Regions from separate parts of the Homo sapiens genome. Here region 2 is linked to region 1. The links are chromatin loops, found by intact Hi-C in ENCODE. Cell type or tissue: endothelial cell of umbilical vein. All regions are shown on one strand. Links, peaks and the distances in the headings refer to the core of each region. The heading gives the core; the rest is flanking DNA. Region 1 holds the start of TNFAIP8L3 (TNF alpha induced protein 8 like 3). Region 2 overlaps MIR4713HG (MIR4713 host gene).

Region 1 (11,347 bases), core at 2,078-10,077:
CGCAGAAAGAAGAAACAACTGCAGAAAACAGTAAGGTGCAAACAAATAGTGACAGCTCACGAGAGCTGTCTGCCCTGTTCTTCATGGGGCCCATCTGACCTTAGTGATGTTTGCTGTCAGCTACGCAGAGGCCTTCTGACACAAACTGACCGTGAATACAACAGGGATATTAAACACTGGGTCAGGCTGGAGAGAGAAAACAACAGGGTGCAGCAGAATTCTTTTCCTTCCCTTTCACCCAAGTACCAGGGATTCTGAAGATTCTCCTCCCTGCCCCCGGCTTCTCTTCCTTCCTCTTTCTCTAAGCCTCCTTATCCTCCTCCCGCTTCTCCCTCAACCCCTTAACTTCAACCAGAAGAAGAGATAGAGGGTTGGGCAGGGGAGCACAGAGAATGTTGTTCTTAGGATTTTGAGAGAGTTAAGCGTCAGGGTCAATGTCCCCTTCCCGCTTGCGCTCTCGAAATAGATACACACAAAACATCTACTGGAACTTTTAAATGATGAGAGGAGATCCACAAGTCACCTGTGAAGCAAAATCTCAGCACTTTATAGTCACAGAAACATACAGGCATGCAAAGGGCTCATGTTTATGAATTATATCATACCTAGGCAAAGCAGGTGGCACTTGCACACACACAGGAATCCTTAAATACACGCATCTTGGCATTTCCTTTCCGCCAGCCTTGGCCCTTCCCACCCACCCAAAGGTGCGGGCCACAGCCACCCTCTGTGGGGTCTGATGCAGGGTGAAGGGCGTCACTGGGTCCTGGCTACTCCCTGGCTGTGAGAAGTGGGCAAGCCCTTTACTCTATGGGAATCTCTGTAAAATGAAAATAACTGCCTGGCCAGGGGCTGTGAGGATGAAAGGGTATTAATAATATACGCAGGGCACTGTCCTGCTTGGTTCCCGAACCTCTCTTTCCTACACCCACGGCTGGACTGATGGTGCCTTCTGTTACTTGGTCCCCACCGTCAGTACTCTAGTGTGACACTGGGAAGAGTGGGGGCTTAGCCAGGGCCGCGGTCTGTACAGGAGGGTCCCAGCCCGCAGGTCACGGGTCTGCAGGCCCACAGCTAACCTTCAGAGCTGCACAAGCGCCGGGAGCTGTGGGCACGTGAGGAGGGCGAGCGGGTCCTAGGTGCGTAGACCCGTGGGTGGGGGGCGGAGCGGACCGGTGGAGGTGGGCAGAGACCGGCGGCAAGTCGACCCACGGCTGTGGGTGGCTTCCTCCTGTTGCTCAGTATCAGGGAGAGGCGGGGGAGGACATTCATTTTTTTTCTTCCCTAAGTAAGCATCCACCTATTGCTTTAATAACTATCGATTGTGAAAAGCCGGCGGGGCCTCTTAAAGGCGAAGTCGGGAGGCGCGCGCCCCTGCGTCTGTGTTCGGGGACCAGTCCGCGGGGACCTTCTGGACCTTCTCCGCCGGCTGCGCGGCAGCGATGGACCCTGTGCATGGGCTCTCCTAGCAGCCTCGGGAACCGCGGCCGCAAGCTGTGGTTTGACCCCTGCCCCAACCACTCGCGAGGCCTTTTCTGTTCAGAGCCCCCAGTCACGTTCTTGGACCCAGTCACCTGCGCCGCAGCGCAGTCCCGGCGCCCCAGGTTCGAGGACCCGGCCCGCGCTCGGAAAGTTATTTCAAAAGGCAGATGTGTTGCAACCCTCTCTGCAGCAAACTACAGTACGCGGATTCCCGAACCCTTCCCCGCCCCCACCCAGCCCGGGCGACCAGAGCCCGCCGCGGGAGACTGGCAGCAAGGAGAGCCACCCCTAAATGCACCTTCCCTCCCTCCCGCGCGCCCAAGTGCAATGGGGTTGGGGGAAGCCCCAAAGCAAACTCACGACGCGGAGCAATCCCCAGTCTTGGCCTGGAAGGGGTCGGGCTGCTGAGGATCGGCTTCCCGATTTCATGCCCCAGCCTCCCGTCCTCCCCAGCCCCAGCCCACCCGCCTGGGCCGTCGCGGCCCCTAGGTACCTGCGGCGGTCACGGGCTCGCCCTCGCTCTGCTCCCCGGAATCCGAATCCATGCTGCGGGCTGCTGGCTGGGCGTCCACGGCCACCCGCCCGTCTGCGGGGCGCTCGGGCAGCCGCGGCGCACTCAGGGCGGACAGCGGGGCGGCTGGAGCCCGGGCGGCGCGGGCGGCGCGGGCTGGGCGGTGCGCGGCGGCAGCGGCCAGGGGGCGGCTCCGCAGAGGCGAGCGCCGCCGCGCCCCGCTCCCCGCGCCCGCCGGCCGGTGCCTGCGCGCGAGGCGAGCGCAGGGCGGAGGGTGGGGCGCTCCGGGAGACAGCCGGGAGGAGGGAGGGGAGGCGCGAGCGCCGAGGAGCCCGAGCGTCCGGCGCCCGGCGGGCTCCAGGCTGGGGTTAAATATCCCGGGGGCGGCGCCGCGCCTCCCTACCCGCGCCCTGCGTCGGAGCCCTTGGACTTGCCTCGCGCGGCGAGGTTGTGCTGGTCTGCAAGGCCGAGCCCCTTCCCTAGGGTGAGGCCAAGTTTGTAAAATTACTAGGTGAAAAAGAGCTTCAACTCGCGCAGGAAAGGAGAGGTTCCGAGTGTTCCGACTTATGGGGTTGCCAGGGTTCGAGTCCAACTCCTCCGCTCAGAGACCTTGGACGAGACCTGTGTTTGTTTTCTCACTAGGAAGATGAGGGAAGGGGGGCGGGGAATAAGGGAAGGGGAGCGGGGAATAAGGGAAGGGAGCGGGGAATAAGGGAAGGGGGCGGGGTGGGGGGAGATGACAGTTGGACTGTTGTGGAAAGTAGTAAGACAAGGCGTGTGCGGGACCGAGCGCTGGGCCTGGCACCTAGTGACGAAGTAAACACACAGGCAGGTAATGCTAACTCCGGCTGTTTGAGTCTTCTGCCAGCGAGGGCAGGGCAGGTGGGGCAAGCGGTGGTGAAGCGGGTTCCGGGGGCTCGGTGAGTCTGAACACTGGCTCGCCTGGAAGGTTGGAGCCACCCTGCCAATCAAGCAGCCGTGCTATTTCGCGCCCTCGACTAGAGGGGCCAGAATTAATTTTAAAAGCTTTTCTTTGTTGATGGGATTAAACACAGAGTGCTAAACTTCCGTAACACCATCCTTTATGAAAGGAAAAAAAAAAGCATTTGTAAACCTATTTACTAATTAAGAGCCCAAACGAGGGGGGAAATGCACGGAGCACCGAGGCCTTTTTTGTTGTTGTTAATTCTTGGTTATCTATATGCTCTTATTGCCTCCCTATTATAGGCTCCTACACTCACAAAGCCTCAAGCTGGGTTCTCTGCTTGTAAAGTCTGCCCAGAGAATGCAAATTATTGGCCAGAGCAAAAGAAAATCAAGAAGAAAAAGTCTGCTAAAAAGCGCCACTTACTGAACATTTCCCTTTGTGTCCTCATCTAATCTGTACAATGACCCAGTGAAGAATTTAGGTTGCACCATTTGAAAATACTTTTTGGAAGTAGAATATGGTTGAAAGTTGGCAAGTTCATAGAATTCAACTTATTTTCATTCCCATTTTACAGATGGGAAAAGTCTCAGAGACAGCAGATGATGTCCCTGTGGTCTCAGGTCGTCCAGTAGGTGGGTGAACTGGGACTTGAAATCAGGTCTGATGTCCAGATCTGCTCCTGACTGCTATGGTACAGTGTCATAAGTGAGTTTTGGCTTCTGGTCTACCTGAAGGCTGCCGTCTTTAGTGAAGTGTGGGCTTAACAGAGTGCAAATACCACTCTACTTTGTGTTTTCAGAAAACAAAGGATGGCCAAGCTCATGGACTCTAGTGATACAAGTTGGATGGATATTGATGAAATGGTCAAAAGAGCCCCACAGTGGATGTGTTATCTTGGGCAAATGGCTAAACCTCTCTCGGTTTCCTCAAGTGTTGGTGTCTCCTTCATAGGGTGTTTGTAAATAAATGAAATAATGAGTATGAAAGCTATTACCCAATGCCTGGCACACAGTGAATGTTTGATAACTGGAAAGAACACTAATTTTTAGATTGAATGGATCCCATTTAGAAAAACAAAATATTTTAGAGTTGCATTTTTTAATGAAAAGAAAAAAGTGGGGGCCGGGCACGGTGGCTCACGCCTGTAATCCCAGCACTTTGGGAAACTGAGGCGGGTGGATCACCTGAGGTCGGGAGTTTGAGACCAGCCTGACCAACATGGAGAAACTCTGTCTCGACTAAAAACACAAAATTAGCCAGGTGTGGTGGTGCATGCCTGTAATCACTGCTACTCGGGAGGCTGAGGCAGGAGAATCGCTTGAACCCAGGAGGCGGAAGTTGCAGTGAGCCGAGATCGTGCCATTGCACTCCAGCCTGGGCAACAAGAGCAACACGCTGTCTCAAAAAAAAAAAAAAAAAAAAAGAAAGAAAGAAAAAAGTAATGGCAAAATTTGGATACAAGATGATACTCGAAAAACAAATAGCTGGGATCATTTAAAAAGTTTGCCATAATAGCTTTTCAGTTATAAGGTAAAACAACAATGATAGCTTCACAGAACAGAGCATATGGGATTCAAAAGGCATTCAGCTTCCTCTAAAGGTTGTGCCTAGATTCAATAACAGGAAATGTGAAACTTTCCCTGTTTCCTTAGACCTCCTTTCCTTGCACTTCATGGAAGCTTTTTTGGTTTTGCTTTTGTTTTAATGGACAGGTAGCCTGGGTTGCAGTGTGAGGGAGACAGACCACAGAGACATGTATGAATAACAGCAAAAAGGAAACAGAGAAGCTACTGGAATTTGATCAACAGTAAACAATGTACTGAGAACACACATTTACAACACATGTATGCTCATCAGTCGTCAGGTCTTCATTAAGTATCTAGCACATTTTGACCCAGAGATAAATGCTTTGGGCATGGGGGGGAGAGAAAGAACTGGTCAAGGTATCCTGAAAAGTCTTTGAGTGAAGTTCTTAGATAATGCCTATTCATTTACCTGCTCCTATATTCATTCATAGTATATTTCTGCTAAACGAGGCAGACATAGAATGAAAAATTGAATTGAATGTGGAATTAGACAATGGGGAAGAGAGATCCAAACTAAACAAGGTCTCGATTCCAATTTCCTATGATGTACAATCTGTTGTCATGGGACAGCAAGACAAAGGGAAATGACTACTGGCATGCGTGTGAGTTTAATGAGGAACATTAGTGGAACATACCTTATCTCTCCTCCCAGTATGGAAAAATCTGTGTAAGAGAAGGAAGTCCTTAAAATAGTATCCTATGACCATCAACCCCACTAAAACAGTGAAATCTGAGGTGGTGAATCTCCTTTTACAAACCAGTTCTGATATATTTCTTGTGGGGGGGGAAAAACTCTTAAGAAAGAGAAAAAGGGAAAGGGTTTCTGTAGTTCCTCTGTATATTTTTAGAAAAATGGCATCACTTTGCAGACTTGAATCTAGAGTCTGAGGGTTATAAGCCACCTTCCTCAGTGTTTCCACTACATCTTTTCAGCCTGGCAGCTCTTCAGATATACGAGTTTCTACCACTCATTGGTCATTTCTTAACTAGAGTGAACAAAATTGTTGGCTTTTTAAGGAAATTGCCTGTCTGGTGGGTAAAGCGTATCTATTTGTAAGGTGTCAAGAAACAGATAATAAAATAGATCCATTTCTGCTAACACAATAATACTCCTTTAATCTGAGCCAGTGCTATGACTCATCTGCCTGTCTCCTCTTGTGGGATGGAAAGGGAGCTGTCTGCAAACCTTCAGCAGTGGGAGGAGGGAAGGAGATACTTTTCACACGCTAGGACTGCTGCTCTGCTTTGAAAACCCACCAGCTCTAGAACCGCTGTTTTCTGTAGGCTGAAGTGGCCTTTGGTCCTTAGAGGTGAAAGGTTGGCCCTATTTTTAATCATTTGTCTCAAGGTAGACTTTGGTCCCAAGGAAGCTTCTACCCAGAGCTGAGGGGGCCTCCATGGGACTGTAGGTAAGCTGGAGAGCAGGGTCCAAGCTAGCTTGATATCCATCTAACAGAACATGGTGCTAGAAGACAGCCTTGAGAAAGGGAGCTTTCCTATTTCTTTCTTGCCAGTAAAAATAAGCTTTTATTTGTCTCCCCTCTTATTTAAAAAGTAATGCAGATTACTAGAAAAATTGGAAAATACATATAAACAAAAAAGAATATAAATTAATTCGTAATTTTACTAATTGCAGTCACGGTTAACATATCTTTTGAGAAGTTTCCTTCTGTGTGTGTACAGTATTCTGCTTTTGTAAATTGCTTTTTCCTTTTAACAATATGTTGTGAACATCATTTCATCTACTCTTTGATAACATGATTTTTAATAGCTGTACAATATTCTACTGGATGAGTATACCATATGTATTTAAACAATCCTCTATTGTTGAGCAGTTAGGTTGTTTCCAATTTTCTGCTATAATAGCATCAATCAATATCCTCGTGTCTAAATCTTTGCACACATCATTAATCAATGCCTGTGAACTTTCAGCCTCCTTCGTTTTCCTTGGGAGAGAGAAACAAGAAAGAAAATTGCAACTAACAAAATAATTGCTGTATATATCCCAAGACTTTAAGGTTATCAAGAATTTTCATGGGTATAATCTCCACTAGGCAGCAGGTGGGTTATTTGAGTTCATTCTTGCATTTGTCCAGCATCAGTTGAGCCCAGAGGAGGTTTAGGAGAAGAATGCAAAGTTTCCTTCCACACTTTCTTTGTGGGCAGTGTGTCCTCTGCACAGCCCCATCCAAGTCCAGACCCCTTGTAGGAGGCAGAGGGTGGATGAGGCTGGCAACTTTGGCATCCAGCTGTTCTCCTGGGTTCTTAGCTTCTGCTTCCTGAGCTGCCAGCAGGATAGCTTTCTTGGTGGTTAATGCAATTATAGTGACTCAAAAGCACTGATACAAAGGGAGAGGGAAATTGAGAAGGAGAAAGGGAGAAGAGAAAGAGAGAGAGAGAAGAAAACTCTATGGGCCCAACCTCTGTTGTGCCCTAGCCCAACCCTATGGGGTTATTTATAAGCCCTTTAAATAGCAGCACCAGGATCTTAGGTTCACTGAGAGCCTCCCTGATCACACATGGTGTGTGATCTCACTTGTGGCATTCATTTTGGCTATGGGATGTGACTCCACTGCTGCATGAGAGCTGTTCTTACAAGCATCTACACAGCTTGTATGTGGGTACCCTAAGTGACTGTTGAGCTCTGCCCAGTGCCTTCCCATATTCCTGGATCCTTACACAGCTTTGTGGCATAGAAAAGGTCAGTATTATTCCCACAGGAGAGAAGACGGAATCAAGACCCATGAGGTTTCAGCGGCAACTAGAGTCTTTGTGGTTTTCAGGATGATAGGAAAGTACCCAAAGACTGGGTGGGGCAATGTTACCCCAGTTCTCAAAGGGAAGAAAGGAGTTGATTCCGGAAATAACCAATTGATGAGTTTTTTGTTGCTGTCTAGCAAAAATCTGAAACAAACAGGTTTATAAATGGTTAAAGAAGAGAATGGTGATCACCAGCAGCCAACATGGGTTCCTTACCATGTCCTGCTAAAATAACCATGTTAACTTTCTTTAAACAGAGTCATGAAGTATATAAATCAAGATAATTTTATTTGACTTGGGATGTATCAAGTATTTGTTGAGTATCCTCTGTGTTTCAGGTGCAAAATGAAGGGAAGTGACTGTCACAGATACCATATGTTGTGATTTAAGTTTTGAGGAGGTCTTACACAGTTTCCTTGCTGCTAGGTGGATCTGGAGTAGGTTGAACAATCCTACCCAGTGAGCTTTGATTCATGGCTTTGAGTTACCTAGGAAGGAGGTATCCAGTGGAGTGACACAGAGCTCTGCCCTTGGCTCTAGTTTATTCTACTTATTTTTTTTTTTTAAAGACAACAACAAGAGTAGTGATTTAGAGAAAGAATTTGATGCTTGTGCTTATCAATGGTATAGATTACCATACTAACACAGGTAAGAGAAGACAAAATCATATGGGAAAGACATGTGGGTCTTAGTTGTCCATAAGAGCAACATGAGTCAACAGTGGGATAATAGCTGTATTGCTACAATAAGGGCAGGAATAGTTCTTCTGTATTGGAGCTAGTCTTACAGACACCTGGGGTCTTATGAACATCTGGTGCCACATTTTAAGAAGACATATCAGGGATCTCCCCAAGGTGGGGGAATCAAGATGATGAAAGAGGTTTGGAAACCATTCTGTATGAGAAAGTTTGAATGTCAGGCTGGAGAAGGAAAAAAAACAAACAAACAAGGCATGACTGGATGGATGTCCTTAAATGTGTAGAGACTTAGATTCTAGGCTGATGTGGGACTAATGGATAAAAGTTATAAGAAGGGAGAATTTGGATCTTGTGCCAGTCCTGGCCTGCCTGTCCTTGCCCTTTCCATCCTCTGTATGGAAAAGGGGCTGACCCCTACAGGCTGCATTTGCCGGGCCCCTGTACTAGCTGTTTTCTAGCTGGATACAGCCAGTGGGAGGCACTGGCAGAAGATGGGCAGGTCAGGGAAGGAATATTCTCCCCTATCCTCTATCCCTTAATCTTGGCACCTTTGACAATTGCTATATCTCCTCTGTGACTCCAGCTCCTACCAAATGGACCTGCTGTGGTTCCAGCTTTCATGAGGTGACCCCAACCCCTTGGCTCCAGTAACAGCACCTCCTCCCTTTCGTCCTTCAGCCCAGGGTGGCAGTGACTTCCTGCTGCTGCTAATGCCTAGATTACCTCACTATCCTCTGTTTGGCTTCTCAGACCTGTGTAGCCAGTTACCTGCATTGCATGATCTCCTTTGAAAATATGTAAAATAGTGCGGGGCGTGGTGGCTCACGCCTGTAATCCCAGCAGTTTCGGAGGCCAAGACAGGCGGATCACCTGAGGTCAAGAGTTCGAGACCAGCCTGATCAACATGAAGAAACCCTGTCTCTACTAAAAATACAAAATTAGCCCAGCGTGGTGGTGCATGCCTATAATCCCAGCTACTCGGGAGGCTGAGGCAGGAGAATCATTTGAACCCGGGAGGTTGAGGTTGCAGTTAGCTGAGATCCCGCCATTGCCCTCCAGCCTGGGCAACAAGAGCAAAACTCTGTCTCAAACAAAAAAAAAAAAGAAAGAAAGAAAGACAGAAAATATGTAGGCTGGGCGCCGTGGCTGAAGCCTGTAATCCCAGCACTTTGGGAGGCCAAGGTGGGCGGATCATGAGGTCAGGAGATCGAGACCATCCTGGCTAACACAGTGAAACCCCATCTCTACTGAAGATACAAAAAATTAGCGAGGCGTGATGGCGGGCGCCTGTAGTCCCAGCTACTCGGGAGGCTGAGGCAAGAGAATGGCGTGAACCTGGGAGGTGGAGCTTGCAGTGAGCTGAGATTGCGCCACTGCACTCCAGCCTGGGCGACAGAGCAAGACTCTGTCTCAAAAAAAAAAAAAAAAAAAGAAAAGAAAAAGAAAAGAAAATAAGTAAAATATTTTCCTAGTTAGACCTCATTGATACAGACATGTACCAGTGGTACAGGAATAAGAAAGTGTTTTTTAATGATTACAACTAGATGACCATGGGTAGGGGTATTGTGGGAGGCTGGAGTCCACGACTTTTTGGATTCCTTTGGAAACTGAGACATGGAAAGGAAATGATGTGTCCAAGTCCTGGGAGTGGCAGAGCTGAGACTAGAACTCAAGGCTCCTATTCCCCAGACAGGCATGCTTTCATCTGATGCTGACTCTCCTCCTGCGCATGTCTTTAAAAGTATCCTCTCGTGGTTTATGTTAATCATCCTTCTGATCTATGGAAGGGAAAATTGAGTCTCCTAAATTTGTTTTTTTCTTTTAATTCTCTCATGTTTATGTGACAACCCAGTTCAATAATGCTTACTCACTAATTATTTTACAGAACAAATATCGCTCGCCAAGTGTTGAGTGGAACCTTTTGTTCCTCCCTTCAAAGCATTTTCTACTTAGAAAAGCTAAATACATGTTCCAATCTGGAAGGTTCCATTTATGTAAGTCTCTGATTTCATAACATCTACACCCAGTCGAGGGCTGTAGAAGGGGGAAGAAATGTTCAAGGTCACCTGGTCTAACCCCATCACTTTAGATATGAAGAAATAAATCTAGAAAGGTGAAGTGGTTTGCCCAGAGTTAAGAACAAATGGGACCAGAACCCATGTCTCTGGCCCTATTTCAGGATTTCCCATCATATTACCATGCTCCTTTATAGCCCTTCTACTCCAGCCCAGGACAGCAGTGACTTCCTGCTACTTCCTTTACTACATCCAGTTTTCATTTGGTTTCCACCCTCACTTCCCAAATCTCTCTCCCCATTACTGATCTTTCCTCTCCTTTTACCTCCTGTACACCAGTGTTCTACTAGACCATATACATCTGGAGTGGAATTAACAAAAGCAGGACTTGACCAATGCCTCTTTTCAATTTCTTTATCTTATCAAAGACTCTCTCCCCTCTCCTCCCCTTCTCTTCCCTCAGCTTCCCTCCATCTCCTCCCCTTTCCCTTCCCTTTTCTTCTTTTCTGGGTCTTCAAACTTTCCATTCCTCTCTTCTATCTATCCAACATTTTCTTTCCCGCCAAGTCTTCTCTTGGCATTGTCCTTAAACGGATCCCTCCCTTCGGTGTTCAAAGCAATCTGCCTGGTTGAAGCTATCAACCCTTCTAAAAGAGGAATCTTCCATGCCTGGTTGCCATAAGCCTTTGCTCATTCTCTGAGGAGGCATAAGTTAATGTTATCCCTTAGTAAGACACCTGGGCCTCTCTCCATTACTTCTCTGGCCTCTTGACTGTGCCTGTGGGCATCTTAACACCTCAAACATTATTGCAGAGAAGGGAATTCCTTCCATGGCCAAGGATATCAACTTTATTTCATTTCAAATCATTAACAGACATCATCCCATGAGAGTTTCCAGTGTTTTAACAACTTTCTCCTTTGACTGTCACTATCAATCTTAGCTAGTTTTTAGATCTTGCCAAATTTGTGTTATCTAGACATTCATGAGTGGTTAGATTTATTGAAGCTCTTTCAGGATAACATTACAGCATAATGTTTGAGTCACAGTGACCTCATTCAAGTGGACTGGTTCTCCTCTGAAACAGACACATTGACACCATATTTCCAGTTAGTTGTACTGTGAACTGTGGTCTTCTATCCTTCCAAACTCCGTGTTACTTTCTTCTAATGTATATTTTGTCTCAGTCACATAGTTGTCGAAAACCCAGGAACTCGGTTCATCCTCCACATTCCTGTAACTCATACTTTAACTTCTCTTGATGAAATTCGTAAGTCCAAGGATCAAATATTTGGGTTCTGTCCTAGGAAACAAGCATGTGGGACATGTGCCTACTTCCTTAGTATAGGTGATATTGCTGCAAGAGTTA
Region 2 (11,347 bases), core at 1,753-9,752, 64 kb after region 1:
GATTTCCAAGAACTGTGAGAAAATAAATTTCTGTTGCTTAAGCCACCCAGTTGTGTTTGGGGGGAGTCAAGTGAAGAAGCTGTTGTAATCTTGCAAGTGGGTTGCATGAGGGACTAGATAGGGAGAACGTTGGGGATTATCCAGAGCAGCCACTGCTTTGCATGTTTACCAAGGGCTCCTTGCATGCCAGGCGCAGTGCAGAGTTCTTTACTCGAGCCTTCTTATTCACTCCTCCATAGAAGGGATTGTCGTTCTGGCCATTTTACAGATGAGGAAATGCAGGCTTAGAGAGGTGTAGTAACCTGTGTGAGGGACCAGATGGGTAAGTGGCCAAACCAGGATTGGAAGGCAGATCAGGCTCCACATCCTGCTTTAACTACTCTGCCATTCTAATCTGTGCTGAATTCAGACCTCCCAAGATTCCACCTCTCCTTGAGGAAGGAACATTCCCCAGTCTCCTAAAGGGTCAACAAAATCACAAATGTCTACCACTAGGGATCTGCATGAAGTATGTTCCCTCAAATCACAGCACCCTTTGTCATCATTGCAGGAAAATATGACCTGTGTGTCCAGGACAAAGTGGGAGGCAGGGCTGGGGCTGGCTGGGGGAGGGGTGGCAGGGTGGGCGCTCTGGGGAAAGCAGCTCGGTGAGGGCTCCTGGCTGACTCGGAAGGGAGGTGCCTGGGCGTTGGGAACCACAGACAGGTGCACCTCATTTTGAAAGGCACTGTGATCAGTGAGAGGGGGCAGGAAAGGAGGTATCAGTCCACACTCAGGAGAGCCTCCAAGGCCAGAAGCCAGCAGAGAAAGGGCTTCATGACGGTGATGGCCGACTGCCTGTCATTTGACCAGAACATCTTGGAGCCCCCACTCTTAGGGACCTCTTTGGGCTTCCTCATGGCAGAGTGTATGGGGGCAACTGCAGCCTCAGCGGCCTGAGGGAATCCATGAAACCCATTAATGGGAACTCCTGAATCTTACTACCTTGTTAGCCTCCTCCTGCTTGAGCACAGTCTTAGCAATCCTGTTAGAGTTCCTGCTTCCCTCATGGATTTCTGGACATTTTAGTAGTGTCTGATGTGGTCCTAGGCCTCTGTTGCTTCAAAATAAGGATCTCTCCCCACCTCCCACTGACTCCCAGTTTGCCCCTAGGAGTTGGAATCCTAATTAAATGCATGATTAAAATGTTTTCTCCTAAGGTTCTTAAGCTCCATGTATAACAGGCAATACAACGATGTTTGGATGTGTCACCTAACACCATCCATGAGAAGTGTATAGATCTGAATGTTGTCCCCACTGGGACCACTGACATGGAGTAAGAAATGGAGAAAGAAGGGTGTGGCACCTGCCATAATGGCAAGTCTCTTCTGGGCAGCTTAGGCATCTTGCCGATGTAGTCCAACTCTTGAGGTAGATATTAGTAGCCTCATTTTGTAGATAAGGAAACTAAGGCAAAGTTTGCACAACTGGAAGACAGCAGACCTGGCCAGGGGCACTGACTTCCTGGTTTGGAAGTCCCTTCTATCACGCCCTCTTGTCCCTCTTTTCCCCCCCACCTTCCTATGCTGTAAAGAAGGAAGTACCGCCAGGAATATGGTCACATGATTTATAGGCTGAGATTGGCATCTGGGGAGTTGGGTTGTCTAACAGGAGACCTTAGTTCTTGTTGCGACTCTACACATCCCTCTGGGCCTCAGGTCTGTCATCTGTCAAATGGGAGGGTTGCTCTACTCATCTCCAAGGTCCTTCCAGGAGTGACAACATGACATCCAAGGCCTATGGAAGGTGCAAGGACAAAGCAGCTTGCTTGACCCATTCCTCCTTGGGACTATGAGGCCTGATTTGTGGCTCTGCACCCCCTATCCTTGCCAAGGATGATGCCATCTCCAGATGGGTGAGCCTATACCATAGGCAGGTGCCCTTCACACCCTGGAGTGCCACGTACTATGCCTGAGCCCGGGAGGGAGGGCGATACTGGGGGGTCTTCTCGGGTGGGCCTAGGCTGCTTCCCTAGAAAGAGGAATCAGCAAGGGTGGCTGGAGAGTCTGGGGCTGGTAAAGGGATCTGCCCTCAGGTGTTTTCACCTTGTTCTTTGATAAAGGGGACATATTTTCTTCTTTTTATCCTGTATATAGCCGGCTTCCTAGTAGAAAGTAAACAAGCACACAACAATTAGACAAATAGATATGGTATGGTTCTGATTAGCCAAAGCAGGACGAAGCTAAATTTTAAGGACACTAGGCAGCCACTGACCAGCTGAGAGACCATAGACATGTCATTTTACCTCCGTAGGTCTCAGCTTCCTCCTTTGTTCAGGATGTGTCTGGATTGGGTGATGGGAGGCCTGGCATTCCTTGGCTTCATGAATGAAATGGTGAAGTTGAGTAGGAGCAGGGCTGACTTCCTGGGCGTGCAACCCCGGCAGTCACACAGGGTCTCATACTTAGAAGAGTCCCGTGCTTGGTCTAATGCTTTGCTGCACCACTTTGAAATGCATAATATTTTTTTAGCAAAGGGCCTCACATTTTAATTTTGCACCAGACCCTGCAAATTATGTAGCCGGTCCTGGGAAGCAGTGCCCACTCTCTGCTCTTAGACACTGGAGGCTGAGTGAATGTCAGGCCTGCCCCTGGCCAAGTTGTAAGGTAGAGACACTTGTCCCTGGCCCTTCGTCTGGCCTTTCTGAGTCTTCACCCATCATTTCTTGGAGCTAAGGCCTCCTGCAGACACTGGGTGCTTCTCCAGAGTGTGCCACCATATCCTCCTAGGTGTGCCTGCCTCTGGCGTCACACCATGCACCACCAAGACTTTCCCAATTCTTTGTAGTGAACCTACCTCTGTGCTTGTCCATGCTAGGGGCTTAACATTTATTCACTAAGGTGATTGACTAAATATGTGATCAAATAATATGCGATGAAAGCAGCTCGACAGAGTGTCCGGTGCCAAGGGCACTGGCCTAGGAATCCAGTCTGGGCTCTGATCACCTCACTTCCCTGGACCTCCTTTTCCCATGGAGTAAAAGAGGTGCTTGGTGAGATGGCTGGAGGTCTCCCCCAGCACTCGCTCTCAGACACACCTTGCTGGTGCCTCTGAAGTGACATTGCCAGGTTCATCTCAGCTGACAGGTAAGCCCTGGGTAAGATGTCTCAGCTGATCAAGTGGACCAGAGGGCACATGTGTTCTCCCTGATAGACCTCTGAGGACCCACCCTTCAGAGGGGGGCAGGGATATGGTGTGGGGGCTGAGAAGATGGATTAGGGAGGAGATAAAAGTGGTGTAGGGATGGGAGCAAGTTTCTAAATTCCATTTGAAGTCAATTTGCAAAAGCAGAGACTTGAGGAGCACTCCCCACCCAGAGAAACACCTAGACTGTGAGAGACACTAAAAGTCTATCTAGAATTCCACATTTACAGTGGAGCCCAAAGGAACCAGCTGGGCTCCTGGCCCCTGCCCTCGGGGACTGGCAGCTGAGTGGATGCCCTCCCATGGCACTGAGCCGGCTGGGCGGACACGAGTTTGACTGGCTCTTTTGTCTATAATATGTATCACTTTGCTGTTGAGGCTTTCAAGTGAAGTCATAGAGCAGTTACTGGCAATACCATCTCCTTTATTCCGAGGGGCTATTTATAGAAATTCTTGCTCTTAAGTATATTGGCAATATCTCCTCACAGGAGGGCCTTCATCTCGGCTCACCCCCGGGGGAGCTCTCAATTCCCTTAGTTGTCTTGCTTGTGAAAAAGCAATTTTAATTTCCCAAACAAATTTCCCAAACCTCTAGGGGAAAAGAAATCTATTTCCTAGTAGATTTTAACTGAGCGAGGGCTAAACTGGGGGAAGCAGAATTGTTTTTCAGTTTCCTCTGAGTGAGGTCTCTGGGTCTATGTCCATCCTGTAGGATCTTGTTTGAATGGGAACCAGGCTTCTTAAGCTATCTGTTGTGAATCATTCCCTGAAAAGCAGACTCTGAGACAGATTTGTGTGTGGAAGTTTGACTGGAGTATGCCCTTGGGATCAACATTGGGAAGACAGAGTTGGGCCGTGATGCAAATGTGACAAAGGTTTCAGCCAATCCCACTGGGGGTCTGGATCTAGGATGGTCCCTCAGAGTTTTGCTGTACGAAAACCAGGGGTCCAGGCCTTGCCCCCTGCATCTACCCATCTATTAGATGTGGATTGTCTATGGGAAGGGGTTATCTATTGGAAGGGGACATATCTTTCGGTGAGGCAGCTCTCTGTAACTGAGAGCAAGTTGAAAGTGAGCAAGATGAAAACTCATCTAAGCCATCATCTGCCAATGCCACAGCTGGGAAATCAATGCCTCAGTCCCACAACTCACACTGTTCGGTCCACACAGTGACTTGTAGATATGAGCCTTGCTTCCAGAGTCGGAGATGATGACAATGGCTGGGCCCAGACAACCCCAGCCAGATCAGTGCAGCGGCAGGGGAAATGAGACTCAAAGTGACTGCATGGGATTGTATTCATTTGAAACCTCATTATTAGTTCTTGTTGCCTCAGGGAACCTCAGGAATGTTAAACCCACATGGTGGGGATGAACATATGGCCATCACATCCAGTGTTGTGGTTGGAATCTGGGTCATTATTGCCCTAGCTGTGCACCTCCTTTCCTGGGTGTGCAGAAGGACCAATGTCCCTGACCCCTAACTCTTCCATAACTCTGTGCTTTTTCATTTGCCATTCCCTCTGCCCAGAATGCTCTCTGCTTCACATTTCCTTCCCCCTCCTCTTGCTGATAAACTTCTATCCATCTTTCAGCATCCAGTATGAATGTCACCTTCTCTTGGGAACCTCCCCTGGCCAGCCTCTCCCTGCTGCCCAGCAGAATTGGTCTCACCCTCTCTGGCTCCCCAGACACTCATTAGCCCAGCCTTAGGCAGCTGTCTCCACACCCTGGGTCTGCTGGTCTGTCTTCCTCATGCTGAGCAATTTAAGGTCAGGAACTGAATCCCACCCCTGTTTGTATCTCTGAGCACAGGATAATGCAGACTCCTTGGATGAGCTGCATGGATGCAGGAGGGAACTTTGAAGGATTTTGAGTCAAGGAATAAAGGAGAGAAGTCAGGTTGAGGAGGCATGGTGGATTGAACTGGAAAGAGATCATGCTGCTCAAGCCCAGCAACGAAACTATTTCTTCTTCTCCACCTGGGCTGCCTATTTAAAGCCATCTGTAAAGATGTCCTCTCCTGATTCCACTGGCCATACTGGCCTCTTCTCTCTACAATGCTGCAGCTGCAAATAACAGCAGTCGGTGTCCAGTCAAAACGTGTCGAATAAATGAACGAATCCAGAATTCAGGCCATAAAGGTCAGGGCGTGGCTCCAGGAGGAAAAGGGGTGAAAAATATTTTTTTGGCTTTCTAGACAGGCCTAGATGACAGGCCTTAGTAGCTGGAGAAGTAGCATGGTGGCATGTCATAGGTGAAGGCAGGGTTGGAAAGCCAGAAGAAAGAACCAGTTTCAGGTTGGGACCTAGAATATGGTCAGCTCAAATGGTCCATATACTGGATTGAATGTTGAAGTCAACAAAGCAGGACTGTGGTTAAGGGGAATATATGAAAATAATGTTGGAGAACAGACAGGGATCAGGACACATGGACCAGCTGAGACCACACCTGGTCTTAATCTGTGATGCTTCACTCTAGGTACAAATGCTAAAAGCAATGTTTGAAGATCTTTTAAATGAGATGTGCTTCTAATCAGAAATGACACGCAATTGTGGGTTGGCCTGCTAAGACTGCTTTGGCCCCTCAGTGGCTGTCACATGTCTGTCCTTGGTGCAATGTGACTGGGGGCTCCAAGTGCCTATGGGGAGCCTTCTCCGCTGGCTCCCATTTAGCAATGTCCACTAGGTGGCGACAGAGACTCACTTGCCTCCCCTGCAGAGAGCCTGCTTTTTTGAGATACAAAATTAGCCTCACAATATTCCAGCTCTATAAAAATAGATTCCTCTTTGAAAAAAAAAAAATCCCATAAAACTTCATTATATAAAACAGTGGAAATCTTAGCAAAGATATCGTCAAAGAGTGGAGAAGCCATTTAGGATAAATATACAAACAAAAGATCTAATTATCTCTTTTATCTAAGCAGGCACTATGCAGCCTGATTTTCCGTTTAAGAGCTCATGACTCATTGGGTTCTGGCAGTTTCTCTTTCGGAGTTCTGTCAATCTGTCTCAGCTTCTCTCCTGTGGTTTCATGGAGTTTATTTCTGCCTTTTCCTGAGGTTTGGGACACTACACCGTTTGTCTCTTTCCTCCTACCTAGATTTCCACACAAAACAGAAGCAAAGCCTTGCTCTGCAGGTTGCTTTATCAACCATTGGAAGATGGACAGAGGTTTTTTTAAGCTGTGTGAACAGAAGCAGACAATTTTACTTTGTTATTTTCCCCTGTGCTACCCAGATAGCAGCAGCCACCCTGTAGTTGGCCACCCCCAGGGGCCACAGCCAATTATAGACGTTTCTGTCTCCCAGCTGTGGAACCTCAGGCAAGCCTTTGAACCTCCTTGATCTCAGCTTTCTCACCTGTAAACTAAGGATTAGCATAACACCTCCCTCTTGAAGTTATTTTAAGACTGGATAAGGAGAGGGCAAGGGAGACCGAAAATTGCAAATCACTTTACAAATGTTGTACATCAATAGATCTCTTTTAAAAAGGGGCCGCTCTTGAAGAAAAAGTTGATTAATTTTTAAAAGCATGCTAGCTTTGGAGGGTTCTTGTGGCAAATGCGACATTTGAGGAGGATCCATCTTTGCTTACTGAGTGTGGAGGGGCATGCTCTAGCCCCTCCTATGGAGTCAGGAAGCACCCCCAGTGGCCATTCTGTGAAGAAGCCAACGCGGTGCCCTGAGTGCCTTGTGCCCAGGATTATGTGCCCAACAGCTGCTTCACTGGGAGGAGGCCATTATGAAATCAGTGGTTTCCTGAAGCTGGTCGTGTCCATAATTAAAGAATGTTAAAACTCCGTAGTTGATTTTCCACTTCTGTCTCTGGCGGAAAGCAGGCTATTAATTGTCCCGTTAAACCGGGGTGGTGATGGTCAGCCTAGAGTCCAGAGCTGGCTGAGGCTGGAGTCTACATGGCTTGTGCTGGGCACTACCTTAGCATGGAGAGCACTTTTCACTGCTGTGGGCTGCTGGGGTCTGCCACACAGCATGGCCGTCCAAAGTGCTGAGATTACAGGTGTGAGGCACTGTGCCTGGCCAAAAAAAGAGTTTTTTTAAGGCAGTGCAACGATTGCAAAGGCCACACCCCAAGTGGATGTATGGTTATAACTTTTGACAAGTACTGCAAAATCTTCTTCCATATCTCACCCCTCTATCTCTCTATCTCATCACTAGTATTAACTGGGGCTGATACAGTTAATACAAGTGGAAGCTGTTTTTATTTTTTCTAAGATTTACTTATTGAATAGTTATATGTACAGTCTAAAAGCCAATTTGCTGAATGTTCTATTAATATTTCATTCTATCAAGAAAAGAAAAAAGAACTGCCTGAAGTTCTTTTTGGTATGTAGCCTGAGATTCATTTTCTACCATTATGGTTGGTGATTGTTATAAGAAAGAAATTAAATTCTCTTCCTCCCATTAAGTAATATGCTTAGAGAACCTATAAACCCATTTAACTATATATAAATAGCAATCAGGCAGAAGACAAGATTGGAGAAAAGAATCCATTTGTAATAGCGATGAAACAGATAAAATACCCCCCAAATAAATTTGTCTGCTGATGGCCACGGCTCTCTGAGGAATGGTATTGAGTTTCTCAGCATCACCAGAAGTATTGTTTTCTACTTGAAATTTGAAAGTGTAGGTGCAATAGCACATTGCTACTTTTTTTTTTTTTTGAGACGAAGTTTTGCTCTTGTTGCTTAGGTTGGAGTGCAATGGCACAATCTCGGCTCACTGCAATCTCCGCCTGCTGAGTTAAAGCGATTCTCCTGCCTCAGCCTCCCATGTAGCTGGAATTACAGGCACCTGATACCATGCCTGGCTGATTTTTTGTATTTTTAGTATAGATGGAGTTTCACCACGTTGGCCAGGCTGGTTGCGAACTGCTGACCTCAGGTAATCCGCCTGGCTCAGCCTCCCAAAGTGCTGGGATTACAGGCGTGAGCCACTGTGTCTAGCCCACATTACTATATTTTAATGAAACTTTAGTATACTCATCCTAAAACTCCACATCCATGTTGCTTTATTGTAAAAAAAAAATGTCCAGAAATGGCAACAAATGGGGGCTGGCTCTTACAGGACAGGGCAAGAAGACACAGTGGTCAGCTCTTGTGAAAAACATATTAAAATGCTCTTTTAAGCTACGCAAAGAAAGGAGACACAAAAGAAGCCTTAAGCAATGGAAAGGTCTACTGTTTGAACGTTCATACTTGGGAAGATTCAATATCATGAAGATGTCAAGTCTCCTTAAATTAGTCCAGAAGTTTTTAGGCATGTCAACTGAATCTAAAGTTCACATGGACAAACAAGCAAGCATATTCTTGGACAGAAAAATTGTGAGAAAAAAAAGAGTAACGAGGAGGGAAACATCCTACCAGATATTGAAACATATTATAAATCTATAGTAATTAGAACAATGTGGTACAAATGCATGATTAAATCAATAATACAGACTAGAAAGTCAAACCAAATACATATGGGAATTTAGTATACGATATAAACTACACCCTTAGGGAAAATGCGGACTATTCATTTAATGATATTGAGACAAGTGGATCATCTTATTAAAAAAAAGCTGGATCTCAGGTCTTACACCAAAATAAATTTTAGGTAGATTAAATATATAAACATGAAAAGGAAATCATACAAGTAGTATATAAAAATGGGAGATTTAACTAATAATATCAGAATGGGGAAGGCTCTTCTAAGAAACCACGCCCACACACAAATTAGTAAATTCGACAAAACAGAAACAACAAAAAATTTTGTGTTAAAAGTAACACTAAATCAAAATGAAAAGATAAAAGGCAAACACAAAATTGACAAGGATGCTTGCAACTTGTGTAACTGATAAAGGGCTATTTTCCTGAATATATTTCTCTATTCTATAATTACTTTCTTTAATATATTTTAAAAACTTCTGTAAGTAAGTATGAAATAGACAAATGATAAGAACAGTTATCAGAAAATGAAATACAAATGATTCAAACATGAAAAGATGCTCGAGCTCAGTCTATAATAATAGACCCTTAAAAGTATAATGAAATATCTTTTTTTAAACCCCTATCTGATTAGCAAAGACCAGCAAGTTGGAAAAACAGAGGGCTTTTTCAAAGATCAAGCTTGTGAGCCAAACTAAAGGATTCTGTGCTTTCAAGAATTACACTGTTTAGAGTTTGGACTTTTTGAAAAAAATGTACATGTCTATGAAATAAATTGGCCTTTTAAAAAAGAGTTTGCAGCAATGCTGAAAGTAGTGGCCAAAAGCATGATCAAGAGATAGGATATTCATCTAATCTCAAACCATCTCCCTACAAGCTATTTATCAATTACAAAGTGAAAAATACTAACTGCACAGTGGTGAATCCAGGTAGCCACCATCCTGTCAGGAAGCCCAAACCAGCCACCTGGGGAAGGACTGGGGTTCTCGGCCACACACAACACCCAGTGCTGTCATGTGGGTAAAGGAGTCTTCAGATGATTCCAGCGTTTAGCCTTTGAGTTTTTCAACTAAGGCCCCTGACATCATGGAGCGGAGACAAGCCATCCTTGATGTTCTCTATACAAATTCCTGATCTCTAGAATCCACAAGCATAATAAATGGCTGTTTAACGGTGCTGAGTTTGGGGGTAATTTGTTATGTAGACAAAGCAAATGGAACAGGGAGTGTCTGCCAAATTTCTCCACCATGTTACCATTTTCTCTTTTGTAAGTAATAAGTAATTTGAGGGGAGATGCATTGAGACTGTAAATATTCTGTTTCTCATCAACCTTTCACCCTTATCAAACTAGTTTTGGCAACCACTGATGATTTTCTAATTCTATCATCCCTTCTATATTTATTAGTTGGCTTTTTTTGTTTTTTTTTTTTTTTTTAGACAGAGTCTCATTCTCACTGTCGCCCAGGCTGGAGTGCAGTGGTGCAATCTCAGCTCACTGTAACCTCTGCCTCCCAGATTCAAGCGACTCTCCTGCCTCAGCTACCCGGTTAGCTGGGATTACAGACATGCGCCACCACGCATGGCTAATTTTTTTGTATTTTTAATGGGGACAGGGTTTCACCATGTTGGCCAGGGTGGTCTTGAACTCCTGACCTCAAGGGATCCGTGTGCCTCAGCCTCCCAAACTGCTGGGATTACAGGTGTGAGCCATGGCACCCCGCCTAGTTGGCATTTTTCTATCAGTGTGCTCTCAGGGATTCCTATTTTATTCAGTGAAATAGAATACATTATTATAATTGATGCTCAAATTGTCCCAGATGTAGAAGAGTCCCTTCAGTGGCCCATGGAAGTTCCTTCAAGCTAATCCTGGGTCCTATTGAATGTTCCCCATTTCTCACTGAGCATCTTCTTAGGTTCTTGTGAAATAAGATATCCTAAACTCATCTTGTGTTTCCACACCCCAGTCCTGGAATCCAAGACTTTTCTTCAAGGACTCTTCGTTCGTTTTAGTGGAGAATGGTATTTAGAAACCAAGATCTAAGTGCTAGATGTACTCACTGCTGCAGGTGTGTTATTGCTCCCAGACACTTTTGGTGGACAGAGCTAGGAAATATATTTATCTATTCATCTATGTATCAAAAAACACAAGTTCATACTGGTACCTCTAATTCCAATCCATAAACTCAGAGAACACTCTAATTTTCCCCTTTTTACATATTTGTAACTCTTTTTTCTGACAGTAAGAAACATGGCTCCTATTTTCCTCAATGTATTTATTCATTTGCTCAAGCATAAGATACACAGAAATTAATTTCAGAATTGCTAACCCACACTGCTGAGAAAAGCAAGCCTACTAGTAGAGTACAAAATTTATATATAGTAAAATACACAAATCTTAAATATATAATCTGGTATGTTAAAAAATTTTTAAGTTGACAAATAATAATTTCATTTATTTCTAGGGTACATAGGAATGTTTTGATACATGTAATGTATAGTGACCAAATCAGGGTATCAGTGTATCCATCATCTCAAACATTTACATTTCTTTGTGTTGGGACTATTCAATATCCTCCTTCTAGCTCTTTGAAACTAATAATATGTTATTGTTAGAGTCATCCTACAGTGGCATAGAACACTAGAACTTCTAAGGAACATATGCTCACTCCTGTTAAGGCATAAAACATTTCTACCATCCAGAAAGTTTCTTTCTCAGTC

What was found. Peaks named below come from ENCODE experiments on the same cell type or tissue, not always from the same donor. Only the 100,000 strongest peaks of a DNase experiment are listed, where the experiment ranks them.
Region 2: it touches region 1 in a loop (4-fold over the local background); 3 of 110 quality-filtered maps call a loop at or near these places.

Annotation. Positions count from the first base shown.
Region 1 is chr15:51,092,569-51,103,915 of GRCh38, forward strand. It overlaps TNFAIP8L3 (TNF alpha induced protein 8 like 3), which reads right to left and starts at 2,338. Exons shown (of 2, transcript NM_001311175.2): 1 at 1,976-2,338. The coding sequence starts at 2,027. All of the region lies in intron 1 of MIR4713HG (MIR4713 host gene), which reads left to right. It overlaps LOC124903491 (a long non-coding RNA gene), which reads left to right and starts at 2,375. Exons shown (of 2, transcript XR_007064631.1): 1 at 2,375-2,477; 2 at 3,221-3,914. LOC124903492 (a long non-coding RNA gene) reads right to left here. Exons shown (of 2, transcript XR_007064633.1): 2 at 10,807-11,335. RefSeq lists an enhancer at 1,360-2,090 and a silencer at 1,813-1,862. In endothelial cell of umbilical vein, for the core only: no CTCF peak of the experiment used is centred there; DNase peaks (open chromatin) are centred at 2,623, 4,613, 5,113 and 5,673; H3K4me3 peaks cover 1,030 bases; H3K27ac peaks cover 4,205 bases.
Region 2 is chr15:51,157,177-51,168,523 of GRCh38, forward strand. The region is part of intron 1 of MIR4713HG (MIR4713 host gene); the gene reads left to right. Among named protein-coding and RNA genes, the nearest start is that of TNFAIP8L3, 68 kb to the left of the region's middle. In endothelial cell of umbilical vein, for the core only: a CTCF peak has its summit at 5,860 (motif pointing right); a DNase peak (open chromatin) is centred at 5,915; H3K27me3 peaks cover 1,074 bases.